Linked DNA regions of Homo sapiens: all the other regions are linked to region 2. A link is a loop called in an ENCODE intact Hi-C map of the cell type or tissue named here. Cell type or tissue: PC-9. All regions are shown on one strand. Links, peaks and the distances in the headings refer to the core of each region. The heading gives the core; the rest is flanking DNA.

Region 1 (8,433 bases), core at 340-8,339, 290 kb after region 2:
GGAGTCGGGAGAGAGAAGGAGGGATACAGGATAGATTACATAAGGCAGGTGACACGGCTGTCACCACACAGACAAGGGAGAGCCAGGACTCCCAAAGGGCTTCATCTCAGTCCTCCCATGGCCAGCCATTCTGGGCCCATGGGAAAGAAAGACACTGCAAAGCATAGCTAGAGATAGAGAATAACCCATTCCAGGCCAGGCACAGTGGCTCACTCCTGTAATCCCAGCACTTTGGGAGGCCAAGGCAGGTGGATCACCTGAGTTCAGGAGTTGGAGACCAGCCTGGTAAACATGGTGAAACCCCGTCTCTCCTAAAAATACCAAAATTAGCCAGGCGTGGTGGTGTGCGCCTGTAGTCCCAGCTACTCGGGAGGCTGAGGAAGGAGAATCACTTGAACCTGGGAGGTGGTGGTTGCAGTGAGCCAAGATCGTGCCACTGCACTCCAGCCTGGGCGACAGAGCAAGACTCCGTCTCAAGGGAAAAAAAAAAAAGAATAACCTATCCCAAATGGAAATTATAACAGGCACCACTGATCACAGCACTACCTCCCTCAACTTACATGGAACACTGAGACTCATCTGCAAGAGGAGACACAGGCAGTACAGATCAATAAGCAATCTGCACTACTTCGCAGAGCATTGCATATTTATGAGCATGGTGAGGAGGTTATATAGGATTTGGGAAGGAGGGACTCCAAACCACAAAGGTAAATGGTTGGGCCTGCACTGCACATTAAGCTTGCTGTGGTTTTTCTGCTGATGGGACCCATGAATGTAGTTTTCCTCCTTTGGTGGTTTTAATGCTGAATGTGTAAAACCCTAGGCAGATTGTGTAACATCCCCCAGGCCCAGCTGCTGGTCCTGCCCATTAAAGGGGAACTTCAAGGCCCGATTCCTTGGCTGGCAGCTGCACTGTGGAGGGCATCCCAGGAGAAGTTGTTGGGAAAGGGTGGTGTTGCTTTGTAAGTCGGTTCAGTTTTTGTAAAGCAAGTCAGGAAGCCCCAGTGACCTTTTTTGAGCTTATACTGGAGCAATTCCAGTTCCTTTTTTTCTTCCAACTTACCTGTGAAAAGGCAGGGCTGGAATCCTATGTTGGCCAAGCCATTTCTCCAGGGCTTTGAAGGTGACAGACCCCTGGAGCCTTCCTGTGAGCCCACAGCTGGGCCTGGCAGCCTTTCTGCCCTTTCCAGTAAAGGAATGCAGTAAACCTGAGTACAACGCACCCCCTACCCCACCCCGCAAGACTCGCGTTGTCATGCAGTGTGCTTTTTTTAATTTGTGAAGGAATGGTCTGAGTGTACCGTATTTACATTCTTGTGTTCACTGATAATGACTTTCAGATTTCTGGAGCTCCCCAGCTGACAGCAAACCCCCGAACCTTCCACCTCCCCATAGGCCTCTTTCCTCCGACGGTGTCTGTCCTGCCTCCCTGCGTCAGCTCTGCCTTATAAATGGAGTGCATTCTATCAAAACCAGGACGCCTTCAGAGCTGGAGTGCAGCCAGACCAACGGGGCCCTGTGCTTTATTAATCCCCTTTTCTTGAAAGTGCACAGCCAGGACCTCAGTGGAGGCCTGAAACGGCCGAGCACAAGGACTCCCAACGCGAATGGCACGGAGCGGACTCGGTCCCCCCCACCCAGGCCCCCGCCACCCGCTATTAATAGTCTCCACACAAGCCCTCGGCTGGCCAGGACTGAAACCCAGACGAGCATGCCAGAAACAGTCAACCATAACAAACATGGGAACGTAGCTCTGCCTGGAACGAAACCAACTCCCATCCCTCCACCCCGGCTGAAGAAGCAGGCTTCTTTTCTGGAAGCAGAGGGCGGTGCAAAGACCTTGAGCGGCGGCCGGCCGGGCGCAGGCCCGGAGCTGGAGCTGGGCACAGCTGGCAGCCCAGGTGGGGCCCCGCCTGAGGCCGCCCCGGGGGATTGCACAAGGGCCCCGCCGCCCAGCTCTGAATCACGGCCCCCGTGCCATGGAGGCCGGCAGCGGCTGAGCGACATGAGCATTTCTACTTCCTCCTCCGACTCGCTGGAGTTCGACCGGAGCATGCCTCTGTTTGGCTACGAGGCGGACACCAACAGCAGCCTGGAGGACTACGAGGGGGAAAGTGACCAAGAGACCATGGCGCCCCCCATCAAGTCCAAAAAGAAAAGGAGCAGCTCCTTCGTGCTGCCCAAGCTCGTCAAGTCCCAGCTGCAGAAGGTGAGCGGGGTGTTCAGCTCCTTCATGACCCCGGAGAAGCGGATGGTCCGCAGGATCGCCGAGCTTTCCCGGGACAAATGCACCTACTTCGGGTGCTTAGTGCAGGACTACGTGAGCTTCCTGCAGGAGAACAAGGAGTGCCACGTGTCCAGCACCGACATGCTGCAGACCATCCGGCAGTTCATGACCCAGGTCAAGAACTATTTGTCTCAGAGCTCGGAGCTGGACCCCCCCATCGAGTCGCTGATCCCTGAAGACCAAATAGGTAAGTACCCTCTTTTTTAAAATATAAAATCTATTGTAACTCTGTCCGGGCAGTGCAACCTATGTTTGTTATTTTTTATGAAGTTTACTCCGAAGTTCAAAACAACACCCAGCTCCACCTTCTCTCCCGGTTTGAATGGAAAAATCAGTTTCTCAAAGTAGCTGCTGACTGCCAGACTCAAAAATGTCTTCGGGAGTGACAGATTGGAGCTGCACAGTGATTCTGTTCAGGGATGGAGTTTGGTCCTCTGTGGGTCCAGCTGCCGCCTGCTGTGGTAACGTGTGTGTGTTACATGTGCCGGGTGTTTCTGGACGCGTGCTTCTCTGCAGGCTGTGCATACATACAAAGGTAGTTTTGTTATCTTCTGAGAGGCAGTGGGTATTTTGTTCTGTCTTGGTTGCAAGTAAACTTTTTATTGAGGTGTAGCATATGTTCAGAGAGCACAAAACTCACGTATGCATTGGAATGAGTTTCCACCGCAAGCTTACCTGTGGGACAACTACCAACCCCTGGATAAGCAGAACCTGACCAGCATCTAGGGACCCCGGGCCCCCTGTTCTCCCTCAAGGTTACCATCCTGCTGGCTCCTCATCCCATACACTTCTGTAAGCAGCACGGCTTGGGAGTAAGCAAAAACTGAAAAAGACAAGTTTGTTTTGTGTAACTTTAAAATAAGTAACATAGTTTGGAGGTCACATGAAAGGTGTTTTCTCCAACTTCAAGGGGAAATTCTTTCTTTATAATCTCATTTAAAGGATGAGTTGCTAATGGTTACTTTGGCCAAGGCAAATTTGAATTTGGCAAGCAGTCTTTTCTTCCAGGGTGAGAATGTTGAAGGTTCTTTGTTTGTTTGTTTGTTGTTTTTAATTTTAGAAGGTTGACTCTTGAAGGTTAATTTCAGAGACTTTATTCACCAGGCAGCAGGAGCCTTTGGAGCTACCAAACATTTCCAGGCGGTTCAGAAGCTACACCCCAATTTTTTCTTTCTGATTGGGTCCATTTGTTGAAAGTAGTAAACAGTGTGTGATAGAGGGCTCTTTCTCTTTCTCTGTCTCTCTCTCTCTCTCCTCTCTTTTTTCTCGTTTAAGTGATTTTCAGCAGCTCTTTGATTTTCTCACAAAGGAATCAAAGCCTTGTTTGTTTTCTTGTGGTTTGACTGAGGCCAGGCCTGGTTGATCAGGGCGTGGTTAAAGCTGGGGTGTTGCTGGAGTGAGTGGCTAAAGGAATGTGCCCTTGTGAGGTGCCTTCTAATTGAAAAAGACATCAAGGAGACAGCAGAATATCCACACAGGCTGCCTTTTTCCCCATCCCACCAGAGACCCGCTCTCAAGGGAGACCATATCTGACTCAGTATTAACAGAAACCCAACCTGCAGGAGAAGCTTCCTCTTAGGGGCTGGGGTCAGAGGGGGGTGCAGCCAGGCAGGGGCTGATGTCAGGCCTGAGCTATGTGGCCAGCGGCGCCAACCAGCCCACAGTGCCTGGCCTTCCCTCCCTGCTGATGCTGTAAGAACCAACCCAAGTTAGTCCCGGGAAGCTCTTCAGCCAGCTCCTTTTGTAGTTAAATTCGGATGTGGTACTTGCTCTTAGAACTCAAGGACTCACTCATTTTCTCCAAAAAACATGCTAAAATTATGTATTTCACTACTCTAGAAGGATGCAGCCTTTAATTTAAAATGATTTATGGAGCTTCGAGTATAAGCCCGGCAGCCTGTCCAAGCTATTCCAGTGGGTCCTCACCTCACCCCTGTGAACAGGCATCGTCATCCCTTAAGGATTGGAGGAAGGCAAGGAGGGCTCTGCCAGGCCATGCCATTTGTCTGACAGCCACACTCTCTAGTAAACTAGCAGGTGCGGTATTTGAACTTCCATTGGATCAGAAGCCCACGTTTGCTGAGCTCACTGTTCTGCTGCTGCTGCTTGTGTTTCTATTTTCTCATCAGTAGTTCAGGGGAATTGTAACTGCAGGGACAACCCTGTGTTGAGGCAGCTCAGACTAAAGCTCTCTGTTGAGTTATGGATATGGCCTCCACAAGCATTGCCATGCTTTTTCTGTGGGTTTGTTTGGTTTGGTTTTTTTAAACTTTTGCACTAAAAGCAGTCAGTTCCTCCTGTTTCTTCACCAGTGAAACAGCATTCTGTTTTGAAAGTATAGTGACAGTGCTAGGCTTTTGAAATAAAGAAGGTGAGTGGGAGCAGAGGTCAACCTGAGAAACTCATCACAAGTCCAGGTGGAAGGAAAGATGCGACCCTAACTATTAGAAAGCCAGTCCCCATAGAGGTGCACTTTATTAGATTAGGCCTCTGACCAGAACATGGACTTAGCCAGCCCACTTGTCTATGTGGGCTTAAAAACTGGTCTATGTCTGCTTTAAAAAAAAAAATCTAGTTCTATCCTCATTTCCTATAGCTTCTGAAGAAGATAGCTCTGAACTAGAAGACAGAATTCTAATTTAAAGCCTAGATTTATGGAACAACTTGAAGTCAAGAAGGTAGGAGGAGATAATACACTGGTTTAATCCATGTATGTTAGAGCAGTCATTCTTAGGTGAAAATGACCCTGTGAATGCATGCACATGTATCCCTTTAGTATATGGAGATACTACTCATCTGTCTTCTTCAGAGGGTGGTTCTTCAGTTACATAGAGAAAAGCTAATGAGAAAAACAAATAGTTCTCAGTCACTTTCCTTTTGCCCATGTGCTGGTGTCACTATCCTTTCTAGCACTTTCTAGACAAGTGCAAATGATAAACAGTGAATCAATCTCAAAACCGAAAAACTGCCCCTGTAAATGATTATGTTCTCTCATGGAGAATTTGCATTCTATTTAGACTACCCTTTGGAGCACTTCCAACCAAAAGCCCTGCTATGCAGAGGTTCCTGAATACATGTTCATTGCCTGGCACCAGCTTGGCTCTCCTGGTTGGAGAGACACGGGCTCGTTCCTGTGTGTGCCAGCTCTCTATTCATTCCAGGCCACATACTGGGCTTCCCTCCCAGAGAGCCATCACCTACTCTCACCCTTCCAGAGTGGTACATGGAAGAACAGACAAATGCTTTAATAAGAAGTGTGCAGTTTGGGGGCCCTACTTAAAGTATTGGGATCAACCTCTTCACGGACAGTGTGCTGCGCTCATTACTGATGACCCATGCTATAGGATGTAGATGGGGTGAAATCACTTCCTGCTTCAACACACGTTCCTCACTGGTGGGTGTTCACATCCCACCACTCTTGCTTTAGTCTTTTTCAACCCATGGGGGATATCCAACCAAAGTTTCTGGTAGAGAAATCTTCATTTTGCAGAACTTGTTGCAATGGTGTGGTTAGTGTTTTCATTTTAGTAAAATGATGTTTATTTCTGACTTGATGTCAGTCTTGGGAAATCCCTCTGTTTTCAAGGCTTGTTTCAAGAAAAACAAAATTTGTCCAAATCCAAACATGTTAGTAATCTTAAATTTTCTATTTCATTCAGATACTCTCCACAGACTATCAGCAGTGATACAAAAGAGCCAACTATTCATATTCCTAGAAGTCAGTAGCAGAAAAGAGACAGTACTGTGCTTATTTAAGTGCTACAAACCAAAATGTATGTTTTCTCCAAAGAGCAATTTAACAATTTGAAGAAAAAGTACCCTTAAAGTCAATTTCCACATATTTCAAAGGTCACTTCGATTTACGTATCTGAGTGTTTTTTGTTTGTTAATAGAGAAATGATACGGAAAATGTGGTTAGACACCGGAGAGTATAGCGCATATAGAAAAGGTGATTGAAATGATTCCCGGGGAGTTAAACAATCACAACTACTCTGGTTCAGATCTGGGTTTTTTTTGTTTTTGTTTTTGTTTTCAAATGAGTATTTAAGCTGGCTCTAGCTTCAATATCTAGTGTGACTTGTTTTTAATTTTTCAGGTCACAGTTTGGTTCAAGCCCCTGAGTTATCTGGGTTATTTTTTAAGATAAAGAGCTATTCTGGGGCCAGGTGCAGTGGCTCACACCTGTAATCTCAGCACTTAAGGAGGCCGAGGTGGGTGGATCACCTGAGGTCAGGAGTTTGAGACCAGCCTGGCCAACATGGTGAAACCCAGTCTCTACTAAAAATACAAAAAAATTAGCCAGGCATGATGGTGGATGCCTGTAATCCCAGCTACTCAGAGGCTGAGGCAGGAGAATCACTTGAACCCGGGAGGCGGAGGTTGCAATAAGCCGAGATCATGCCATTGCACTCCAGCCTGGGCAACAAGAGTGAAACTCCATCTCAAAAAAAAAAAAAAAAAAAAAACTCTTCTGAGAGGTGTAGCCAGGGAGGCATGTTAGTGCCAAACAGAGATTAAAACCTTGAATCTTCTGACTTCTGATCTAGTACATGTGACCCTATCGCCTGAAGGAACAAATGTCCTTGTAGAGTTAACAAGAGGCAGAGAAAAAGAAGAAAGATTGTGGTATGCAAAAGGATACCTATATTATTTCCAAAAATTAATTTAAATAGAAGACCACGACAAGAAGCACTTGGTTTTCCCCTGTGGGACATCTTTTGTTGATTAATTTTTACTTTAGGGCATCAAAATGGGGTCAATTATGTTACATCAACCAAAACAAGGTTGACACCCCTGGAGTTGTGACTCTCTGACCCTGAGCCCCTGACTCCATGACAGCCTGCACAAGGGGGCTGTTAGCTCAGTAATTCGGAAAGACCTTGCTCACAAGGTGGGTGGCGGATGGCATCACAAAATAAGTCACACGAAGATGTCTGCTCCAGAGTATTTTTTGACCATATTCCTAGAGTCTTTCTACCTCCCAGGCAGGAAACCTCACCAGGTAAAAGAGGAATTCATGTAGGAATTGAGGAATGTCACCCAAAAGACACCTAAAATGCTGCACGAATTGTGTGGCAGCATCAGGCTCTTTAGGGCACACCTATGTTTTTCCACCCCTCCACTCCAGCCAAAAGGAGGGTTCCCACTGGCTGCCTCTGTGAGGCCAGCACCGCATAGACGCAGCCCTCCCTGGTCCTCAGGTCCTACCCACAGCCTTGTCTCACTAGCTCAGTCTCTCAACAGGGAACAAATGGTGTAGACACAGCCCCCACTCTCTTCTCGCAGACACAGTATCCACTTTGGAGCTTCTCAGTTATTGTCCAGGCCCAGGTGAAGTCACAGCCACCTCCTCTGTAGAGTCAAAGCGTATGAATTAAATGCATCCCTGTTTTTAAAAGAGCCAAGTGAGAGCACTGGTAATCACTCCTCGTGGGCGGCCCTGTGTGGTTTACAAAGCACTTTAATGTATAAGAATCCCTTTTAATCCTCCGAATGCCTTGGGAGGCTCCATTTATTGCCCTCACTTCTATAGATGAAGAAACCAAAGGCGTAGCAAGGTCAAGCCAAGATGCAAGCGCGACTGACACGGTCCCTTGGCAGGCCTTGTCTATACTTCTGGTGGCAGGGAATTACCGCTGCCTTCCAGTTGGTTTTATGTGGCGGGAAGGTGACCTCAGAGGTGAAGGCACATCACACCAGAGGGTACTGCTGTCTGCATGACTCATCACTGAAATTGTTCTCCCAACCCCCTGACCCAGGCCATGTATGCCAGGTTTCTGCCCTGTAAAATTAAAGATTCCCTTCTTTCCATACTCTGTTCTTTGGAAGCAAGTCACTTAGCACTGCCCACACTCAAGGGATGGAGTAGAATTAAGCTCCACCTCCCAGAAGCGGGAGGATCTACATAAATTATTTGGAATTCTTCCATAAGGGAGATTGGTCTCTTCTTCCCTGCTTTCATTTTTCCTGGCCTTTTACTAAAAGACACTGAAATCAGGCTGATGGATTCCCTACATCAAATATCACACAGATGTAGCCCATACTTTTGCAGACTAGCTTTCCTTGAAGCCCACCAAAATGAGCAGAAACTGAAGTGGATCAAAGCCCCAGTGCTTGTTATCCTTATTTCGGCCCCTTTCCTTGCT
Region 2 (8,433 bases), core at 218-8,217:
CTGACGCTGCTGGTCTGTGTGCCACACTTGGAGCACGGAGAGGCTAGAGACCTAGAGGCACTCAGCAATCTTCCCAGTTCTTCTAAGATGCGGGAAAGCCTGATTCAGAGCCCGGGTCTGCCTTTGAAAAGAGTGGGCTCCCCCAGTTACAACTGTCTCTTCCCCTCCACCAGCTGCTAAGGAATCCCAGGCCCAGAATTAGGAACTCCATTTTAAGGCAAGGGGACTGAATGTCCAGCCAGGCCCGCTTCCTGGGGCAGGCAGGCCTCTGCTTATGGGTGAGAAGCCTGTCGGGTGCTTCCGGCCAGCAGAGGGCATTGAGAAGCCAGGGAGTCAGTTCTGGGAGCCCCAGATGGGTTCCTATCAAGTCAAGTTCCTGTGGACTGAAAAAGATCCGTCCACATGATGAGGACATTTTTCTCTCTCATAGTCATTCTGCAAGGCATGAGTACCCTGTTTCTGGCACCCAGCCACAGTGCTTTCTTCTCTCAGGACTTGACTATAATGGGTATGATGATTACCAAGAAAGTAATTATTTAGGAGTATGTGAATACTGTTGTGAGTTCATATATGTACATATATGTACAGTGTGCAATTTAAGATTGATATAACATAGTGTTAACATGCACATGTATACTGTGTACACTTAATATATTGTATGCATGTATAATATATGTGCAGATATTAACATATTTATGTTTATATATGTATATACTATATTATAGGTTATATACACACAATATACACATATACATCTACACTTGGTATATGCACATACATACATATAAACGTGCAGCTATTGTTATCTCTTGGGTGAAGAAAGCCTTATTGTTGACAGACAGCAAAAGAAACCTTTTCATGTGTATGTAGGTAAACACATTTCCATGGGAAAGAAAAACTAGAAGGAAATACACCAAAATATAAGTAGGTTTTTCCAAAGCAAAATTATGTTTTTTCTGTATTTTTTACTTTAAAACAGTGTACATTTTTATTGCCGATATTATCGGAACAAATGTATATGTTTAGGTCTAGGTCTAAAATACTGTGCAATAACTTTTTCTCTCTTTGATAGAATTCAGCTTTCTTCAAAGCTGACTGAGGAACATAATTTAGAAACAAATCCTTTTGCTTGTTAAAGCCAAGTCCAACTCAAAGGGATACTATCATGCTTACGGGCCAGCTCCGGCCCCTGGCTTCAGCTCTCAGTTGCTGGCTGACTTTTGTGAAATCAGGTAATCACCAACACATCAGGTCCATGGTCAGGGAAGTTTTTTCTCTTAATTCATTGCTGTACCCCCAGGACCTGCAGCAGTGCCTGGCACAAAATGGCATAGAGGACATTCACAGATATTTATTAAATGAATGAATGAAGAATAAACCTATCCCCCTTGTTGCTCTATTTTGACCCAATGGTAATAGAGCAGAAGATGGAAAAATGTCCAGAAATGTTGTTGACTCAAAGAGGAAAGGAAACCTTTTTAAACCCTTTATTCAGAAATGGAAATTAAGGGCTGGGCGTGGTGGCTCATGCCTGTAATCCCAGAACTTTGGGATGCAAAGGGAGGATGCGGATCACCTGAGTTCAGGAGTTGGAGACCAGCCTGGCCAACATGGCAAAACCCCATCTCTACTAAAAATACAAAAGTTAGCCAGGCATGGTGGCACACGCCTGTAATCCTAGCTACTCAGGAGGCTGAGGCAGGAGAATCACTTGAACCTGGGAGGCAAAGGTTGCAGTGAGCTGAGATTGCACCACTGCACTCCAGCCTGGACAAAAGAGTGAGACTCTGTCTCAAAAAAAAAAAAAAAAAAAAAGGAAAATTAAGACCAGCTAAAATGTGGGTGATCTTTATTTGACTGCCTTTGTTCCTCAAAATCATTTTTAAAAAACACCTTTATATTTGTTATATTTGCTGCATTACATTTAAATATATGATTCAGATAATGCTCATTGAATTTCTGCTTTTAAGGTTCTGTTGTTACAAAGGGGCAATAACTTAAAGAAAGCATATATGTCATTGAAAATGATGTTTTCCAGATATAATGCCCTCCCAGTGTCCAGTCAGAAATTTTTAAAGCAGTTGATAAAAACTCAAAATTCACTGGCACTAACTTACACTTCTTACAACTTTGTCTAATCAATATCATTTTCCAAGCTCTTGCACTCGTAAATTCTGACTTCATTTTTTTCTTCCCTCTTTTTTTTTATTTTCTGAAGAATGTGAAAGAGCCAAGTTGGGATCATTTCTCTTCCTCTTCCTGTGTTTCTTCGTAATCTTTGATTGGGTGTGTATTTTAAACTAAACCGAGTTACTCTGTCCGTTTGAGGGCATCAGCCATATGGAAGGCCGTTGAGGGGATTCTAGGAGGTTCCACATGGGTAAATGCCTTATCAGCACATTGCGGGATTTAGGAATGTGCCAAATTCCAGGATGCATTTGGGATCCAAAGAGCTGGCCATATCCTGGATTCTGCAGCATCTGGAAGCCCCTCTCCAAACAACTCTCAGCCAGGCTTCTTGATTTACAAAGCAAGCACAGTCTCTATGTTCTCATCATTCACTTGACCATCTCCAAAGCTTAAATCTAACAAGACTCATAGCAGCTAATAGGAAAACACTTCTCTTTTCTTACTATTTTTTTTGTTTGTTTGCTTTACTCTGTACTTGTAAATTGGATAGCCTTAGATTCTCAAAACCAAGTAATTTTCTTTGGTCTGTCTGATTAGATTGTTCATAATAACATTATTACTACTACTGTTACTGATATTTACTGAAAATGCAATATAAGCCCTGCACTATCCCTGCCTTTCAATCAGGTGCTAAACAAGTGAGAAGACCCCTGTTCTCATAGACTTTATTCTAATTTGAGGGAGACTGAAAATAAATTAAGAAACAACCCTGATGGTTTAAGACAGGAAATATTCGCATGAAACAAATAAAAATATTTGCTATGAAACAAATAGAAAAGCTGGAGTGAGATGATGAGAGTTATATTTAGATTTATCTGAGGGCTCAGTGACATTCGAGCAGTGAAGTGGCCTGCGTGACAGGGCAGATTCTGCCATGAGAAGATCCAGGCAGAAGACCTGCGAGGGCAAAGTCCTTGAGGCAGGAAAAGGCTTGGAGTGTCTGAGGACAGAAAGTTAGCCAAGACCAGGGAGTATGTGAGCAGGGAGAGTGGCAGGTGCGGCAAAATCAGGCAGTGCCTTACAGACCATGGTGGGGAGACCTGATTTTACTCTAAGGGCAGTGGAGGCCAGTGGAAGGTTCTAGAACAATTTGGTTTTTGAGACTCTTTCCTCTGGCTACTGGTAGCAAACAGATGGAGGTAGGATAGGCATTGGAGCAGTAGTCCCCGTAGGAAGCCAGGTTGTCAGCCAGGCCTTGGTGAACCTGGCCCCAGCGGAGGCTGTGGGGATGATGAGATGGTGGGAATGTCCTGTCAGGTTGCCAGGGTTGGCTGTGGGGGATAAAAGAAAGGGAAAGATCAAGAATGACTCCCAGGATTTTGACAGGAACGACTTGTGAGCTCATGTTGTCCCAGCCCTCATCCTAATATCATCTCATTTAATTCTCCCAGCAACTCTGTGAGCTCGGTGCTGCTGTATACACATTTTCACAGATGAAGAAACTGAGGTGTAGAGAGTTTAATTAACTGAGTCTTTCAACTCATAAGCCACAGAGCAGGGACCGGAGCCCAGCACCATCTAATGAGAAACCCCTCTGCCTCCCATAGACACTGTGCCTCGGCCCTTTAAGAGAGGCCAGAGGGTGCCAGAAATAATGTTAGATACTTTTTCTATCTATGCAGTTTTAAGAAACTATTTGGAGATTGGTAGGATATATGAAACAAATACTGGATACTGGTCTAAAATTATAAAATACATTTTATTAAACATTTAATTACTGTTCAAATGTTATAATATAAAAATTCCTCCTTAACTCTGGTGGGAATATAAAATGGTTCAATCATTTTGGAAAACTGGCAGTTTCTTATAAAGTTAAATAAATACCCACCTTATGACTCAGCAATTTTCCTGGGTCTTCGTCCAAGAGAGATGAAACATGACCACAAAAAGACTTGTACAACAATGTTCATAGTCACCTGGCTTGTAATACCCTCAAACTGGCAACAAACAAATGCTCACCCACCGCCATATGGATAACAAATCGTAGCACATTCATAGGAGGGAATACTACACAGCAATTAAAAGGAATGGATCACGCAACATGAATGAATCTCAATCACATTATGTTGAAAAGAAGAAGGAAGGCACGAAAACATCCTATATGGTTTTATTTGAAGTTGGAGAACAGTAAAAACAATATCTATGGTGGTAGAGGGTGAGGGTTTGACTAGAAAGAGGCACAGCAAACTTTCTGGAAGGTAGAGGCACTGTGTATCTGGATTGCATTGAGGAATACATGGAAATATGTATGCATATTTATTTCTAGAGGTGAATTAGCAGTTAATCAGGTTAGTAATACAGGTCTAGGGAGAGCCTTCAAATCCTCTTTGAAGATTCCGGCGCGCTGACCGACGATGCTGAGAAATTCCACCAGGTGGCGCTGCGTCCGCTGACGCTTTATTATCGGGCGAAAACGTGGAAAACAGAAGCCCACTGGAGGTCTTCCTAGCTCCCCACCCCCATTTCGACCCCCTGCACCTACACACATTCCACCTCTTTTTTGACCTGAGTATCCTCCTCTCTTTTCCCACCTGGCCATCTGCCAAACCATCCCCCTAGCCTGGTATTACTAAGAAGTGATTCACCCTCTCATTTCGGAGACCTAATCAGCAGGTGGGCAGTGGGTAATTTTTTTTTTAATTCTGTTTGGTGTTGCATGTCAGGTTTCGTTGGTGATGGAAAGTCATTTGAATGTTTTAGAAAAAGAGCAATATAATAAGGTTTAATTCTGGGGAAAGCAGTACAGACACTTGGCAGAGCAAAGAAATAAAGCTAACTGGGGTTCTTTGTTATTTTTTTTTTATTTCTTTTTGGCCTTTTTCATTTTTCCAGCGGGTAAACTGGAAACAGTGAAATGGGCGTTCACCTGGCCGCTGAGTTTCGTCTTATACTTCACTGTACCCAACTGCAACAAGCCGCGCTGGGAGAAATGGTTCATGGTGACGTTTGCTTCCTCCACGCTGTGGATCGCAGCCTTCTCCTACATGATGGTGTGGATGGTGAGTGCAATCGGGACCCCATGGCACTGTTAAATCTCTTTAGAGAATAAAGAAGGGAATAAGAGTCAGGGTTTCAGCCGATAACTGTACTAGTCAGCTATTGCTACAATAAGCTGCACAACGAACCACTCCTAAACTTAGTAGTTTAGAATTGCAGGCATCGATTCTCCTGCTCACACGTCTTCATGTTGACTGTGGATTCATTAATCTTAGCTGGGACCTGCTATGCAGCTCTGCTTCAGGCTTCAGGGTGGTCATGTTTGATTCAGGCAGCAGGTGGGGTCCATGTCTACTCCACGTGTCTGCTCATTTTCTTTGTACCAGAGGCTAGCTACCTGGGGTATGCTCTTCTCACAGTGCATCATTAGAATGCAAGAGAGTACGTGGAAACACGAAATGCCTCCAGGATCTTCGCCTGGCCCTGACTTACCATCACGTCCACACACATTTTACTGGCCAAGCCCCACATCAATGGCATGGGGGAAGTGTACTCCACCTGCTCCAGTGGGAAGAACAGCCATGTCACAGGGCAAAGGACATGGAGGAAAGGCACAAAGAATTGGGAAATGATGATCAATCCCTATCGGCATCTTAGTTTCTTCAGCCAGACAATGAGGCATTGTATGAGGTGATCACTCAAGGGTCCCTTCTGAGGCTAAAATAATGACTCAGTGATTCACATTGGTTGATTGACATTGACTGATATTAGTTGATTGACATCGATTCAGTGGCTTTGACCTTAACAAAGCCATTTTAGGAAACCCAGCCTTCCAGAATGCATTACCCATTTATGGCTATACTTTTTAACTGGGGAGAAATTCCAAATCATTAGGATTGGACAGAAATTAAAAAGCATGGCAAAATGATGCAAATCCAAATTAATCTTGCCTTGAGTGTTGGATAGAAATGTAATATAAATTCTGGAGAATTAAACTCAAGAGCTAAAAAGAAGGTTATGAAAAAGATATTTTGGTAAGAACAAAAATACCCAGAAAAATTTTGCTACATGGGTTGCAAATTTGTAAACCTGACACAACTAATTCATAATCATCTCTTTCCTCAATATCACAAACATTTTTTTAAAACCCAAGTTTTATAGCCAGGGGTTTCTCCCTCATCCTGCATTCACTAATGTTTTCATCTGACATATGCACCAAGAGCCACCTCCTATCTGGATTTGGGGGACAGTGTTGGCTGTCCCTGACCTTAAGGTGCTACATGATTTTCTGTGCAGCCCCCTAACCAGCGGGCTAACTGACCTGACTCATCTGAGGTTCAACTTCCTTCTGTTTGCTTCCTTTTCCTCCAGTGGAGGTTCTAATAAGTCCCAATCAATGCCCAGGAGTAGGGAGAAAACTAGGAGAAGCCGGAGACCTGGTCCCAGCCACCTGAGCAGTCTGCTCCCCTGAACTCCAGACCCAGCCACAAACATGATCATGAAAATGATGAACCAGAGGCCAAGACTGGCTGAGCCAAACCAGGTTCCTACAGGGACTGAGCTGAGGGTTAAAAAGGAAAAACAAGGTTTGGCCAGGACGCTGGTAGCTCCATTTGATCCAGAGCGACAAAATAGAAACAGCGTGTGTTTCTGCAGCTCACTTTCCTCCCTGGAGACCGGAAGTCAGAAAGCCCTGTGGCCACCCCAGGTTAAATTCTGTTCAGTTCTGCTCAGTACTGAACAGAAATGAGCTGCATTCTCTGTCTGAAAGGAGGCAAGGCAAGCATCTCTATGGATTTCACTCACATCCCCCCAATCTTTGAACAGGGAAGGAGCGATTGTGGCCTTTGGAGTGAAGTCAGGGTTCCGGGTGTAGGTGTCTCTCAAGGGCTGGCCCAGGAGGAACTGTGAGAAGAATGTGCTCCTTACAACATGTGCTTTGCATTTCCTGTAATTTTATGGCAAGTGAGGGAGATCCAGTGGCATCCTAAAATGACCTGACAGTTTCAACTCTTGTGAGTTATCTTCTCCTTGGGCCCACATGCAGGGAATGTGTCTCTTTTTCCACTTACCTCTTTTTTTGCCACCAGCTCCCTCATCATCTGCCTCATCAACTGCTTTTGTTTTTTTAAGCATGCTTGCATTTGCTTTTTCTATATTTGCATAAATTTAAGCGGTACAAGTAAATTTGTTACATGGATATATTGTGTGATGGAAGTGACGAAGTCCTGACTTTAGTGTATCCATGACTGAAATAATGTTCATCGTACCCATTAAGTAATTTCTCGTCACCCACCCCACTTCATTCCGTGCTGAATTTAAACTGAGGTGGCCTCTGGCCTTCCTGTTTTTCAGTCTCCAGGGAGGAAATTGAGATGTAGAAACACAACATTTCTGCCCCCAATCCTTCCAAGACTCCATTGCCTATCATTCCACACCCCATGTCCAAGTGTACACATTACGTAGCACCCACTTATGAGTGAGAACATGTGGAGTTTGACTTTCTGTGTCTGAGCTGTTTCACTTAAGATGATGGTCCCCAGAAGCTATTATAGTGAAGAAGATGTTGACAAGGACAGCAAATTGCTACCAAGCTTCAAGGAATAGAGAAAAGGAAATGCTAGTTATGGCTTTCCCCTTTTTTTCCTTTTCTTTTTTTTTTTTTTTTTTGTGAGACAGGGTCTCACTGTGTTGCCGAGGCTGGAGTACAATGGCACTATCACAGCTCATCGCAGCCTGAACCTCCTGGGCTCAAGCCATCCTCCTGCCTCAGCCTCTCAAGGAGCTGGGACCACAGACATACACCACCATGCCCAGCTAATTTTTAAAATTTTTTGTGGAGACAAGGTCTCACTATGTTGCTCACGCTGGTCTAGAACTTTTGAACTTAAGCAATCCTCTCAACTTGGCCTCCCAGAGTGATAGGATTACAGGCCTGAGCCACCGTGCCCAACCTTAGAGTTATGCCTTTTCTAACAAGTATGGATACTGTCAAATCCAGCCCCTTTGCAGTTCTTCTAAATTCCCATTGTGCATCCTCCCTGACATGGACGCTCAAATTCCAAGCAAAGCATCCATCCATTCTGGATGCCTCAGGGCCACCCGTAGTTCAAATATTCTGTCCCAATATTGCCTTTTTCCCAGAAATTCTATTTTCTCTTCTCAAACCACCCGCCTCACCGGAAGAGAACAAGTGAAAAGGCCAATGTTTTGTTGGAAAGTTTGGGTCCTATTACAGCACCGTCCCCTGACCTGCAGCCCCGGTCGGCATCCACATAGTGTTTGTCACCCTCTGTATTGATACAG
Region 3 (8,433 bases), core at 342-8,341, 110 kb after region 2:
ATTATTCTACTTAATCTTTTTTTTTTTTTTTTTTTTGAGATGGAGCCTTGCTCTGTTGCCCAGGTTGGCGGTGTCTCAGCTCACTGCAACCTCCGCCTGCCAGGTTCACACCATTCTCCTGCCTCAGCCTCCTGAGTAGCTGGGACTACAGGCACCTGCCACCACGCCCGGCTAATTTTTTGTATTTTCAGTAGAGATGGGGTTTCACTGTGTTAGCCAGGATGGCCTTGATCTCCTGACCTCGTGATCTGCCTGCCTTGGCCTCCCGAAGTGCTGGGATTACAGGTGTGAGCCACCACGCCCGGCCTATTCTACTTAATCTTTAGAGCAATGCTTTGAAATATAATAAATGCTATTACAATTACCCTATTTTTTTATATAAGAACCCAGGTTAAGTAATTTACCTGAGCAACTCATCTGGGACTGAAGCCCAAGTATGTTGCATCCCAGCCCAAGAGCTGAATCTTCTCAAGGAAGAGGAGAGGGACAGGGAGGATATTCTACACCAGAAAGCTAACATGGACCCAGGCATGAAGGAAGGGATGTGTGTGCATCTGTGTGCGAGATTTCCAGGGGAGGAGATGGAGGGAAAGTCAGAGTCCAGTTATAGAGCCTGACAGAGGAGCCAAGACTATGAAGTATTAGGAAAGCAGTGGGAAAAAAAGAATGAGATAACCTTCTTATACCGATGTTGGGAGTTTGATAGGACATCCTGAGGATAGAACAAGCAGGAGAGTGGAGCACATGAGAAACATATTTAGAAAAGAAACACATATACGTGTGTGTGTGCACGTGTGTGCATGTGTGTTTGTGTGTGTGCGTGTAATAGGATATTGGAATGCACAGAAGCAATCTGGAAAGATATAATTTAAATTATAAAAATGCCCACTTCTGCCAAGAATATAGGAGTTAATGGTGATGGTCAAAGGGAACTTGAGCTTTGATCTAATATTTGCGTTTTCAAGCAAGGTGACTGCATTCATGCATGTACTTAGGTAATTTTGAAAAGGCTAGGATACTGATTCAAACAGTTAAAAATGAAATATAGGATAATATAGTAATTTTTTTTTTTTTGAAATGGAGTCTCACTCTGTCACCCAGGCTGAAGTGCAGCAGCATAATCTCTGCTAACTGCAACTTCGGCCTCCTAGGCTCAAGCAATCCTCCCACCTCAGCCTCCCCAGTAGGTGGGACCATAGGCGTGTGTCGCTATGCCTGGCTAATTTTTTGTATTTTTGGTAGAGACGGGATTTCACCATGTTGCCCAGGCTGGTCTCAAACTCCTGAGCCCAAGCGATCCACCCACCTCTGCCTTCCAAAGTGCTGGGATTATAGAGGCCAGTCACTGTGCCTGGAGATATAGGAATTTCTTATTCTGATTAGTCCCATCTCCAGAATCCTAGACTAGAAGATTTCGGGATCCTTTTTGTAGGAAGCGATGTGATGCAAGGGATAAGGGAAGGAAATGAATTGTCACTTAACTGGTGGGGAAGACAGGATGCTTGTTAATTAGTTCCATTCATGAAAGACCATTTAGAGTTTTTAAAATCTGAGCATTGGCACAGGGATTTAGAGGGCATTCTGGTAAAGAAATCTCCCTCCTCGGTTTCCTGGTCCAGAGGTGGAGGACCAGGAATGGGAAGGAAAGGCCATCACTGTGTTCTCATTTCGCAATGTCTCCTCCCAGAGCCAGACTAGGAAGCAAGTCCTCTGTGTGGTTGTTCATTGTGTTTTTAATATACATACAAAACCCTGAATGGTCAATTTTTGTGTTGTAGATGGAGACGAGAGATCTGGACTTCTGAACATCTACCGGAAAAGATAAAATGTGCAAGCCCTTCAGAACGCTGGGGAGGTTGGGCTGAACTGCAGTGGGAGAGGAGAAGAGATGCTGGCGTGAAGGGGTACGTAGCAGCGAGACCATAAACCCAGTGTGCGCCACCCCAGCGTTTTCTTCATTTCCAAGCTCATCAGTGTGATTGGGAATATCATGTGCTATAGTTGTGATATGTGGTCGTGGAAGGGACTTTGCTCCGACAGAGCAACAGGGAGGATGTTTTCCAGCTGCCTGAGGGATTCTGTCCATGATACACTGGCAGCAGGGCCACATCAAGATCAGGACAAGTTAGGAGCCCACGAGCATAAAGGGAAACCATTCACATTTTCAGAGCACTCATCATGGGCCAAGCACAGCTTTAAGCACTTTAATGGGTTAGTTCATTCAATTATCACAACACCACCACGAGGTGGGCACTGCTGTTGCCCCGTCTGAGGGATGACACCACTGCCGAGTACAAAGAACCTGGCAATAACTGAAAGAGGACATGGCAGTAATGATTCTACTTCTCTTTCTTCAGTTCCCACCACCTTGCTTCCTGTTCTCCACTTTTTGTAGTTTTTTTTATAATAGAATTATAAATCTTCACATTGAAAGGAAATTGCATTGATGGGATTTCAGTATAGGCCACTATGGCAGATCATATTTTTCAACATGGGTCACAGTCATGGCTCCTCCAAAACCTTGCTACTCCTCCATCAAGTGGAGAGGTCTATTTTCCCTCTCCTTGAATCTGAGCAGGACACAGTGACTGCCTTGACATAAAGAATGTGGCAAAGTGATGTCGAGTGACATCAAAGTCTTGATTAGCAAAGGTGACGGGGCTTCCACGTAGCTCTCTAAATCCCTTAGGATACATGTCCTTGAGACCCAGCCACCATGTTTCTGGGAAGCCAGGCCCTGCAGAGAGGCCACATGTAGGTGCTCCAGTTGACAGCCCCACTGACATGGGACTTAGAAGGCTGGCTCCAGCCCCCAGCCTTTGAGCTGTCCCCACTGATGCTAAATCGAGCAGAGATAAGCTGTCCCTGCTAAACCATCCCTGCTGATCCCTGCTCCTATAGCAGATTCATGAGCAAAATAAACATTGTTGTTTTCAGCTATTTCATTTAAACCCACAGCAACACTGTTTGAAGTGTAAAATATCATTTTGCTTGTTTACAAGTAAGAAAACAGAAGTTGAATGAGATGAACTGACTTACCTAAGGCCACACAACTATTGAATGTGTTGCTGGAGTTTCAACCCAGAGCTGCCTGATTTCAAGCTTGTGAGGTTCACCACTGCTCTAACTACACATTCTTTCTGGGCTGGGAGCTGGGCCTTCGCTGCCCTGTAGACACAACTGCTCTCAGAGAAAGCAAACCCTTGCAGAGTAAGAGCAATAAGAGAGAAAAATGTTAGAGAACTATTTCTGCACAATATGTTGTTGCTCTATTTCTTAATTTGGACCCTGGTTGGGTGCCTCCCTTTCTGACTTAAGTGTAGAGTTCTCTCAGGAAGCTGTCTACCTTCCCTCCATGAATTTAGATCCTGTGGTATCTGCTCATATTACACAATATTCTTTTCCTTATCATGTAAAATAATCATCAAGTAATTCTTTATTTTATTTTATTTTATTATTATTATTTTTTGAAATGGAGTTCTTGTTTGTTTGTTTGAGACAGAGTCTTGCTCTGTCACCCAGGCTGGAGTGCAGTGGCGCAATGTCGGCTCACTGCAATCTCTGCCTTTCGGGTTCACGCCATTCTCCTGCCTCAGCCTCCCGAGTAGCTGGGACTACAGGCCCCCACCACCACGCCCGGCTAATTTTTTTGTATTTTTAGTAGAGATGGGGTTTCACTATGTTAGCCAGCATGGTCTCAATCTCCTGACCTCGTGATCCGCCCGCCTCGGCCTCCCAAAGTGCTGGGATTACAGGCGTGAGCCACCGCGCCCGGCATCATTATGCGATTCTGTGATCAATGTCTCTATCCCTAGTTTTATTTCGGGAAGGCCCGGGATTGGTCTGTCTTTCCTATTCTTCACCTCTTTTCTTCTAGCAAAGACCCTTACCTGAGCAGATACCTAATAAATGCATGTTAAATAAACACCAAAGAGCATTAGATGTGAATTTTCTTGATAATAATGATGACAGAGTAAGGAAGTGCATAGTTCCAGGTATAAATACTGAAGTCTTATCATGATGTTGTAGGTTTGTCTTTTGAGGCCAAAGATTTCTCACTTCCTCTGTCCTTCCTGTTAGATAAAACATCCCTGTGTTTGACTTTCATAAATAAATAACTTCAATAAAATGCAGTTGTAAAATAAACAATAATAGGAACTGCCACAGGACTCTGAGATACGATATTTCATTAGGTTATCCGAGCAAAAAATATTTTCAAGAGGGGAAAAGCCAATATATAACATTGGAGAACTGATGACCACATCATCCGTTGTCACATTTAATCATCACGACAGCCCTATACAGGTGGGATTGTTATTATTCTCATTTTACAGATGGGAAAACTGAGTCTCATGAGGTTAGGTCACTTGCCCTACATCACCCAGTTAGGCAGTATCAAGGCGGAATTTGGAGCAGGCCGGGTGACTTCACTGGGCCCTGTCCCGAGCACCCCGTGCTTAGGTGACCTACATGCTTGGCAGAAAGAGCTGCCCCTACCAGGTATGGCCAGGCCAGGTGTGGTGGCTCATGTCTGTAATCTCAGCCCTTTGGGAGGCCAAGGCAGGAGGATTGCTTGAGGACAGGAGTTCAAGATCAGCTTGGGCACTATCTCTACAAAAAGTTTCTTTAAAAAAAAAAAAAAAAAGTATACCTAGAGTTCCTGGGGCTTGGCCTCCCTCCCTTCCCCTTGCCACAGTGTGACTAAAGGTCTGGAGTGAGGCTGTGTTATAGAAAGGCAGGCTGGAGGGATGACATCACTGAAGAATTCCTTGGCAAGCAGTCAGTCAGCCACCTTTGGGTAGTCCCTACTTTCACCTGGGTCGCTAGGGTTGGTTAATTTTTAATACCAACTGAGTGACCCATCCCCTTCTCCACCTTGACTGAGTCCTGAAGGCCCCCTCAAAAGCTAGGTTTTAGTGCCCTATTTCATGGTACACCAAGGAGTGCTCTGGCACCATCTAGAGCAAGCCCTAGTCATCTGCATACCTGAGCGAAGTCTTCCAGCCCCTGCTGGACCCTGTTGGAAACAATGTATCCTCTCTTGGACACAGTCCATGCCTTAGACCTATACTCCAAGGAGCACAACCTGACCAGCCTCTCCCACTAGACCCCTCTTTTATCTTCTCTTGTTCTCGGGCTTCTCCTGCCCTCAGTGCAATAGAACTTCATTAACTAAATACAATTAACCGAGAATGCTTTATTGTTCCTGTTGTTCTACCTGCTCACTGATTAGTGAAAAAGGCCAGCACTGCCATCTGTGGGCTGAGAATTGTAAAGTGACTTAATGAAGATGAAATGTATTCCTTTCTCTTCATTCTCTTTTACCTGTCTATTTTCCTCGATTCTACCCTGTTCTTTCAACCCTAGCAGATGCAGCTTAGAAGCCTGATAATAATAAGGATAAGCAAGTCTTGCTGGAAAATAACTAGCATTTATTGAAAGCTTGTTGTGTGCAAAAAGAACAAAGCTGGAGGCATCCACTACCTGAGTTAAAACTATACTACAAGGCTACAGTAACCAAAACAGCATGATACTGGTACAAAAACAGACACATAGACCAAAAGAACAGAATAGAGATCTCAGAAATAAGACCACACATCTACAAACATCTGATTTTTGACAAACCTGACAAAAACAAGCAATGGGGAAAGGATTCCTTATTTAATAAACGGTACTAGGAAAACTGGCTAGGCATATGCAGAAAATTGAAACTGGACCCCTTCCTTATACCTTACACAAAAATCAACTCAAGATGGATTAAAGACTTAAATGTAAAACTCAAAACTAAAAATCAGATCTTTGTTCTTTTTGCTCCAGATTGTCTTACCTGTACAGACTCTTTTTTGGTTCCATGTGAATTTTAAAGTAGTTATTTTTTAATTCTGTGAAGAATGTCAATGGTAGTTTAATGGGAATAGCATTGAATCTATAAATTGCTTTGGGCAGTATGGCCATTTTCACAATATTGATTCTTCCTATCCTTGAGCATGGGATGTTTTTCCATTTGTTTGAGTCATCTCTGATTTCCTTGAGCAGTGGTTTGTAGTTCTCCTTGAAGAGGCCCTTCACTTCTCTTGTTAGCTGTATTCCTAGGTATTTTATTCTCTTTATAGCAATTGTGAATGGGAGTTCATTCATGATTTGGCTCTCTGCTTGTCTATTGTTGGTGTATAGCAATGCTTGCGATTTTCCCACATTGATTTTGCATCCTGAGACTTTGCTGAAGTTGCTTATCAGCTTAAGAGGCTTTTGGGCTGAGACAATGTGGTTTTCTAGATATAGGATCATGTCATCTGCAAACAAAGGCAATTTGACTTCCTCTCTTCCTATTTGAATTCCCTTTTTATCTTTCTCTTGCCTGACTGCCCTGGCCAGAACTTCCAATACTATGTTGAATAGGAGTGGTGAAAGAGGGCATCCTTATCTTGTGCTAGTTTTCAAGGGGAATGCATCCAGCTTTTGTCCATTCAGTGTGATATTAACTGTAGGTTTGTCATAAATGGCTCTTATTATTTTGAAGTATGTTCCATCAATACCTAGTTTATTGAGAGTTTTTAACATAAAGGGATGTGGAGTTCTATTGGATGCCTTTTCTACATCTATTGAGATAATCATGTGGTTTTTATCTTTAGTTCTGTTTATATGATGAATTACCTTTATTGATTTGCATATATCAAACCAGCCTTGCATCCCAGGGTTGAAGCTGACTTGATCGTGGTGAATAAGCTTTTTGATGTGCTGCTGGATTTGGTTTGCCAGTATTTTATTGAGGATTTTTGTATCAATATTCATCAGGGATATTGGCCTGAAGTTTTATTTTTTTGTTGTATCTCTGCCAGGTTTTGGTATCAGGATTATGCTGGCCTCATAAAATGGGTTAGGGAGAAGTCCCTCCTTTTCAATTGTTTGGAATAGTTTCAGAAGAAATGGTACCAGCTCCACTTTGTACCTCTGGTAGAACTCAGCGGTAAATCCATGTGGGTTTTTTTTGTTTTGTTTTGCTGTTGTTGTTGTTGTTTGTTTTGTTTTGTTTTTGGTTGGTAGGCTATTTATGACTCCCTCAAAATTTCAGAACTTGTTATTGGTCTATTCAGGGATTCAACTTCTTCCTGGTTCAGTCTTGGGAGGGTCTTTGTGTCCAGTAATTTATCCATTTCTGCTAGATTTTCTAGTTTATTTAGGTAGGCACTATTCTTATCCTTATTTTACAGATGAGAAAACTGAAGCACTGAGAAGTCAAGTTACCTGTGTGTCATGGCGTCTGGCACATTCAAGTGTTCAGTGAGTGTTAGTTACTATTTATTACAATGAGACTTAGCTTTGGTCAAAAATTGGGATGCGGGTATTTATATGGGCAGGGATGCCCTGAAGCACAATGAGGGAGTAGGGAGTGGCATACGGAGGGCAAAGAGGCCATACAGTCTGTGACATGAGCAGGTTACCACTGTGGGCACCAGGGCTCAATCCCACCATCACTGCGACAGACTGTGTAGGATTCATCTTCGAATAGTCCAACTATGGGACTCAGAAGTTAGGATATTCCTGAAAGAAGTTATAGGGACCTTATTTTTTTTCTGAGATGAAGTCTCACTCTGTCACCCAGGCTGGAGTGCAGTGGTGCGATCTCGGCTCACTGCAACCTCCACCTCCTGGGTTCAAGCAGTTCTCCTACCTCAGCCTCCCAGGTAGCTGGGATTACAGGCACGCACCACCACACCCAGCTAATTTTTGTATTTTTAGTAGAGACAGGGTTTCGCCACGTTGGCCAGGCTGGTCTCAAACTCTTGATCTCAGATGATCTGCCCGCCTTAGCCTCCCAAAGTGCTGGGATTACAGGCATGAGCCACTGCGCCTGGCCCAAGTTACAAGGACTTTTTTTTTTTTAATTATTATACTTTAAGTTCTGGGGTACATGTGCAGAACATGAAGGTTTGTTACATAGGTATACATGTGCCATGGTGGTTTGCTGCACCCATCAACCCGTCATCTACATTAGGAATTTCTCCTAATGCTATCCCTCCCCCAGCCCCCAACCTCCAACAGGCCACAGTGTGTGATGCTCCCCTATCCTGTGTCTATGTGTTCTCATTGTTCAGCTCCCACTTATGAGTGAGAACATGCAGTGTTTGGTTTTCTGTCCTTGTGATAGTTTGCTGAGAATGATGGTTTCCATCTTCATCCATGTCCCTGCAAAGGACATGAACTCATCCTTCTTTATGGCTGCATAGTATTCTATGGTGTATATGTGCACCACATTTTCTTTATCCAGTCTATCATTGATAGGCATTTGGGTTGGTTCCAAGTCTTTGCTATTGTGAACAGTGCTGCAATAAATGTGAGTGTGCATGTGTCTTTATGGTAGAATGATTTCTAATCCTTTGGGTATATACCCAGTAATGGGATTGCTGGGTCAAATGGTATTTCTAGTTCTAG

The links. Peaks named below come from ENCODE experiments on the same cell type or tissue, not always from the same donor. Only the 100,000 strongest peaks of a DNase experiment are listed, where the experiment ranks them.
Region 1: a loop joins it to region 2, with 6 times the contacts of the local background. A loop is called at or near these places in 7 of 110 quality-filtered maps.
Region 3: it touches region 2 in a loop (11-fold over the local background); 38 of 110 quality-filtered maps call a loop at or near these places.

Annotation. Positions count from the first base shown.
Region 1 is chr20:19,973,314-19,981,746 of GRCh38, forward strand. It overlaps RIN2 (Ras and Rab interactor 2), which reads left to right. Exons shown (of 13, transcript NM_018993.4): 9 at 1,341-2,474. Among named protein-coding and RNA genes, the nearest start is that of NAA20, 40 kb to the right of the region's middle. RefSeq lists enhancers at 7,030-7,531, 7,532-8,031. In PC-9, for the core only: no CTCF peak of the experiment used is centred there; DNase peaks (open chromatin) are centred at 808, 1,198, 1,948, 3,678 and 2 weaker places; H3K4me3 peaks cover 5,323 bases; H3K27ac peaks cover 5,396 bases.
Region 2 is chr20:19,688,237-19,696,669 of GRCh38, forward strand. It overlaps SLC24A3 (solute carrier family 24 member 3), which reads left to right. Exons shown (of 17, transcript NM_020689.4): 13 at 5,023-5,189. Among named protein-coding and RNA genes, the nearest start is that of RIN2, 66 kb to the right of the region's middle. In PC-9, for the core only: CTCF peaks have their summits at 305 (motif pointing right), 509, 4,599 (motif pointing right) and 4,804; DNase peaks (open chromatin) are centred at 375 and 4,805; H3K4me3 peaks cover 829 bases; H3K27ac peaks cover 1,503 bases.
Region 3 is chr20:19,797,844-19,806,276 of GRCh38, forward strand. It overlaps RIN2 (Ras and Rab interactor 2), which reads left to right. Exons shown (of 13, transcript NM_018993.4): 2 at 1,779-1,904. Among named protein-coding and RNA genes, the nearest start is that of RIN2, 44 kb to the left of the region's middle. RefSeq lists an enhancer at 4,602-4,896. In PC-9, for the core only: a CTCF peak has its summit at 5,133; a DNase peak (open chromatin) is centred at 4,828; H3K27ac peaks cover 1,109 bases.